Regions from separate parts of the Homo sapiens genome. Here region 1 is linked to region 2. A link is a loop called in an ENCODE intact Hi-C map of the cell type or tissue named here. Cell type or tissue: IMR-90. All regions are shown on one strand. Each heading gives the region's core, and the rest is flanking DNA. Links, peaks and the distances in the headings are about the cores only. Region 1 has its middle 45 kb from the start of ANKRD55. Region 2 has its middle 72 kb from the start of LINC01948.

Region 1 (2,915 bases), core at 249-2,748, 130 kb before region 2:
AAGACTAAAGCATCAACTCCCACCTATTCCAGCTGCTGGCCTTCCCTGCAGGCTTCAGACTTGCCAGGCTCCACAATCCCATGAGCCAATTCCTTGAAACAGATCTGAGTGTGTATGCATGTACATATTCACATATATGTACACACACACACACATACACACATTCACATCCTATTGGTGCTGTTTCTCTGGGAAATCCTGACTGATCCAGGCTCAATTTTGGATTCAGAAGCTTTTGGACATTCAGTTTGCTAATTTCAAGTCTTTGCTCAAGTGTCACATTCTCAGAGATGCCAGTCCAATCATTCTATTGAATATGAAAAATTAATCATCTTCCCAATCTGTATTCCTGATCCCCTGACCCCACTCTATTTCTTCCCACAGCAATGTAATTTTTCACATAACTGTGTTACTATTTGTGTTTATTTTCTATCACTCCTAGTATATAAGCTTCATGATAGCAGGTGTCATAGGATGACTTCCCTGGGAACAAAACTCTGAGCTGGAGATTTGTGTGCAAGGAGGGTTATGGCGGTGGGTGCTCTCAGGCACAGCAGCCACAGGGTGTGAAGGAAGCAAGATTGGGCACAGAGAAGACTTGAACTGTGATTCAGTTGCAACAGAGGTCTCCACTGATTCCCAGGGGAGCCCTGAAGCTGGGGAAGTGCTTCAGGGATGTCCTGAATTGAGACAAAGGGGGCGGGCCCCAAATCAGCCAGTCATTGGATGCAGAGTGTCCCCAGGAAGGGGACACAGCTCCCTTTGGCCAAGGGCAATTCATAGGGAGGACTCAATGTGGGTCATCAGCCAGTAACAATCCTGGCAGCTGGGGAATGAGCAGAGTGACCCTGAACAAGGATCTGGGCAGTGCACCTGGCAGGCAGCAGCCATCTTTATTTCTCTATTGCTGCATCCTCAGTTCCCAGGACAGGGCCAGGATTGTTGAATGGATGGGTGGGTGGATGAATGAATGAATGAATGAATGAATTGTTTTCAGAAAGGTCGGCATGTACAAACAGGATATGGCCACTGCTCTCAGTTGATGGGCAGAATGACAAGAGGATAAAAATAGAAAATAGGCTAATATGATCACAAAAACCATTAAGGCAGTAAAAAACAAAGAATGATAAATGAGAGAATAGAGGCTTAGGGCTATTCGAGGGAAGGGCAGTAAATACATTTATATGACAGGGCTTAGGGCTATTCGAGGGAGGAGCACTAAATACATTTATATGACAGAGTTTCCATGTCTTACACACAGATCCTGAGCAGTTGTAGGCCCAGGGTGTGCTGTTACTGGCCTGAGCAGGACCCAGGGTTAAAGAAAGCATCCTGCGAACACAAGGAACAACTGGCTCCCGTGACAGAACTTTTAACCAGCCTTTTCTCAAATCTGTTGACTTAACGCAGGCCAGGGAATTCTTTGAAAGGCAACATGGCTATAAATCAGCAAGTCCTGCGAACGTGCATTCCAGGGTCTTGGAGGAAAGGGCTGCACACAAAAGCACCTCTTCTAAGTCTTCAGGAATGCTGTGGTGAGTGGCCCTGGAGGTCTCGGGGTTAGACTCTGGGGCTGGGAATGAAAAGCATCCAGGAAAGGGGAGAAGGGAAGCCCCAGCAGAGCAGCGCAGCTTGCTTCTAAGGACAGCAATGGACACCTAACACCCGGAGTGGTGCCTAGCAGATTCTAGTCACTCAATGAATGTCTGCTGAGTGACTGAAGAATAGTCAGGGACCTTGATTCTGGCCCTAGTTCTGTCATTCACTTGCCATGTGACCTTCAGGAGGTCTCTTTGCTTCTCTGAGTCTTGTTCATCCTGTCTGTAAAATATTGGGCTTAAGCACAAATGGAATCTTTGGGAATGAATGGCTCATGACAGTCTGAATTTATTTACTTTATTTATTTTTGAAATGGGGTCTCACTCTGTTGCTCAGGCTGGAGTGCAGTGGCACCATCATGGCTCAACCTCCTGGGCTCAGGTGATCCTCCCACCTCAGCCTCCTGAGTAGCTTGGACCACAGGCGTGCACCACCATGCCCAGCTAATTTTTGTATTTTTTCTAGAGACAGGGTTTCACCATGTTGCCCAGGCTAGTCTCAAATTCCTGGGCTCAAGCAATCTGCCCACCTCAGCCTCCCAAAGTGCTGGGATTACAGTTGTGAGCCACAACGCCAGCTGAATTAAAAAGCATTTGAAGAGGTGCCTGAAGCTGTGGAAGGCAGGAGACGTAAGAAGCCCATATGGCAGAGTTTCCTGAGCTAATGTGAGCACATGCGATGATCGGGGCTGCTAAGGGAAGTAAGCAATTCCTGCTATGGCTGCCACACCCCAGTGGGACTTGCAGGGGAATAACAGGACACTGCTGTGTCCACCACTCCAGGAGAAATGTCTCTTCCAGAGCTGCTGAAAACACAACAGATCTCCCTCTGGGGCAGCCTGACGCCAGAGGCCGAGGGGAAAGAGGAAAGTGCTGTCTGATGCCCACTGCAACTTCCATTCTATCTGAGGCAGGCCATTTCCTAAGGCTTGGAGGCTGGCAGAATGGCAATCAATTTCAGTCAACTGCCTGCTCACTTCCATCAGTGGCTTGATGTGGCACAAAGAATGACAGGCTCCCACTCAGAATAGGAGAGTTCAAATTCTAGCTTTTCTAACCCCTGCAAATCTGGCAACTGACTGAATTTCTCTGGATCTATAAAATGGGACTAATTCTGTCTACATCACAGGTATGATTAAACTGGAGAAGATTTGTATGAAACCAGCACAAGTTTCCCCCCCCCACCCCTTCTCTCCCTTTCTCCCTCTACCTTCACTCCTTCCTTCTGTGCAAGCCAGCCTAGCTAGCTGGAACAGGACATAAACAAGGCCAAGGGCATGAGTTTGATGCCCATATAGGACCAGAGTCCTGGATAGA
Region 2 (2,915 bases), core at 105-2,604:
CTTCTGTACTTGCACCTTGCAGAAAGCATTTTCCCAGAGAAATTGTCACAGAAAGAAAAACGTTTAAATTACTGGTACACTTAAACTGTTGTTATAGCTACTTTGAAAAAAAGCTATTTAGCAATGTCTACTAATACTGAACTCCCATATACCCCATGGCCCTGAGATTTTACTCCCAGGTACATATCCAATAGGGATGTGTACGTATGTTTGCCAAAAGACACATACCCAAATGTTCATGGTGTTGTTTATCATAGTAAAAAAGTAGAAACAACCCAAATATCATTGACAGGAGACTGGTTAAAAAAGTTATGTGTAGTCACACAATATACAATATGTGTATTGTATACATATATAACACAATAACAAGAATGAACAAACTAAAACAATAATATTGATGGTTCTCTCAAATAAAATGTTGAATAAAAGAAACCAGACACAAAGGAATACATGTTACATCATTTCATTTATACAAAGTTCAAAAACAGGCAAAACTAATCTACAGTGTTAGATGTCAGGCTACTATATTTGATATTGTAACCCACAGCATATAGCACCTATATCACTGAATGGAAAGGATAATGAATCAGTTTCTCTTTTTCTTTTCTTTCTTTTTTTTTTTTTTGAGACGGAGTCTGGCTCTGTTGCCCAGGCTGGAGCGCAGTGGTGAGATCTCAGCTCACTGCAAGCTTTGCCGCCCGGGTTCACGCCATTCTCCTGCCTCAGCCTCCTGAGTAGCTGGGACTACAGGCGCCCACCACCACGCCCAGCTAATTTTTTGTATTTTTAGTAGAGACAGGGTTTCACCGTGTTAGCCAGGATGGTCTCGATCTCGTGATCCGCCCGCCTCGGCCTCCCAAAGTGCTGGGATTACAGGCGTGAGCCACTGCGCCGGCTCCATGAATCAATTTTTCTCTTACTTTACATAGAGCACGCTGATTTTTTTTTCTTTTCTGTTAAAGCCTATTTGCGACCCACTACATGGATTTTATGATCTTTAATGGGTTGTGATCTATAATTTGGAAACCATTGTTATTAATACTGGTTAGGCTCCCAGAGTAGCCCAGACGTTACCTAATCTCTTTAAGCCTCAGTTTCCTCCTCCATAAAAAGAAGAAAATAATGGCACCCTTCTCATAGGGCAGTTGCGGGATTGGACGCGTTAATGCACATTAAGCTCTCTCTTGGCACAGTGACTGGCATGAGATCACGCTTGCATGTGAGTGCACATACACACACACACACATACTTTTATTAGTAGTTGTATTTCTAAATACATGCAGGTCTTTCCTTGGGCAAATAAACATTTTAAATCCCTGTTCTCAGGACTCACTGATAACGTGAACTAATCTTCCAGAGGAGACTCAGAGGTGACTCATTACTCTAGGGAAGCCAAGTTCCTTGGTGATTAGGACTTCTGGGATTTCTACCTAGACGTGGGCTTCTTTAAGTTTTTTTCTCTTTTCCCATATGTTCTACTGGGCTGTTTTCTTATCTGCTCTGGTCTTTTGGTCAGGACCTGAGATCATTTGGGCTGGTACAGTGTAACTGTACTTGCACAATCGTCGTTTTTAAGTCATCTTAGCTTGGGAAGTGTTGGCCTCTGCTAAGAGTAAGCCCTCCTACTTGGCCATGAGATCTGACCAGCTCCCATTGCTTCCTCCAACAACAAGGGCTTTATGCTCTCATGCAAAAAGACCAGCTGTCAGCTTAAATTTCCCTAATCCAGCCAGATCCCAACTCAGCCAATCAACAGTCGCTATCTGGGGGAAGCCCATCTGTGAAATGCAGCCGTGCCCTTACTGGAATGACATGTCATAAAAATTAGTTTGGGCACTAATCTAAGGAAGCTTTGTGCTGAGTCGAGGGACTGCGAGGTCCCGGTTGGTGTCCTTCTCTTTGCCAAAGAGCTGGACCAGATGAGAAGTGCCCAGTTTGAAAAGACAGAAAATGCCTCCACTTCCTGTTTCCCTTCACCCTGAACCCCTTGTGATGCTGTCCTTGGGATGAGGGGAGACCCTTACCCACTCCCCCAAGTCTTCTTCTCTGGGTAGCTGGTTCCTCTGTCACCCAAGAGGGCTAAAACGATGGACAGAAATATATCATATTGCTGTTTTTTTTTTTTTTGGTGGAGATTTGTTGGTTTTTAACTGCAAGATTATATTACTAACTCATGTTGGCTTGTTTGTTTAAAAAGGACAAACAAACTCATTCCTATGAGAAAGATTTTTCTAGTGTATGTTTCCCCTCTCATCTCTATAAAAATAGTTGTTCCCAAAACATATTTTTTTAAACTACTGAGAACAATAAAGCATCTAGATTTTCATTTTGTTATAGTATAATGGCCCAGGTGACTTTTCCCCTCAGACCTACTGTCCTGACCTGTTTGCTTCCTCAGTTTACACCACACTCTCTCCTTACTTCCTGACCCTTTAATTATATCCTCCTTTTAGCCCCCGTCTCATGACTACAGAGGGACTTGGGGAGATGGGCAGTCGGTGCTTGGCCAGAGGCAGAACTGAACCTGGCTTGCAGGTGGGTGCCCGCTCGCCTCCCAGCTTGCTGAGCATGGTGGGAAATGTGAGGAGGCCTGGAACCTGGCCTTGACTTCAAGGATCCTGAAACTTGGGTTAGGAAATGGTTTGTGCACACGTGAAGTTTCCCAACCATACATGACAGAATATGAGTGCTATAGAGGACACCAGCATAACAAGGGCATGCCATTGCCTGCCCGACTCCACATACTGTGTCTGGCAATCTTGTTGCCACTATTTCTCCATGTTTGGATCACATGTATTCAGTTTTTAGTGATTTTTAATTGAGGACCTACCTATGTACCCTATATTGTTCCAGGGGTCATGGGATGCATTTTATTGGCGACACCTTACCATTCAGCCTGCCTGGAAGTGTGCACA

The links. A loop is a pair of places that touch in the nucleus more often than their neighbours do. Peaks named below come from ENCODE experiments on the same cell type or tissue, not always from the same donor. Only the 100,000 strongest peaks of a DNase experiment are listed, where the experiment ranks them.
Region 1: it touches region 2 in a loop (7-fold over the local background); 10 of 110 quality-filtered maps call a loop at or near these places.

Annotation. Positions count from the first base shown.
Region 1 is chr5:56,277,149-56,280,063 of GRCh38, forward strand. No RefSeq gene overlaps it. Among named protein-coding and RNA genes, the nearest start is that of ANKRD55, 45 kb to the left of the region's middle. RefSeq lists an enhancer at 2,326-2,915. In IMR-90, for the core only: no CTCF peak of the experiment used is centred there; a DNase peak (open chromatin) is centred at 1,443; H3K27ac peaks cover 2,500 bases.
Region 2 is chr5:56,408,203-56,411,117 of GRCh38, forward strand. No RefSeq gene overlaps it. Among named protein-coding and RNA genes, the nearest start is that of LINC01948, 72 kb to the right of the region's middle. In IMR-90, for the core only: no CTCF peak of the experiment used is centred there; a DNase peak (open chromatin) is centred at 1,389; H3K27ac peaks cover 1,110 bases.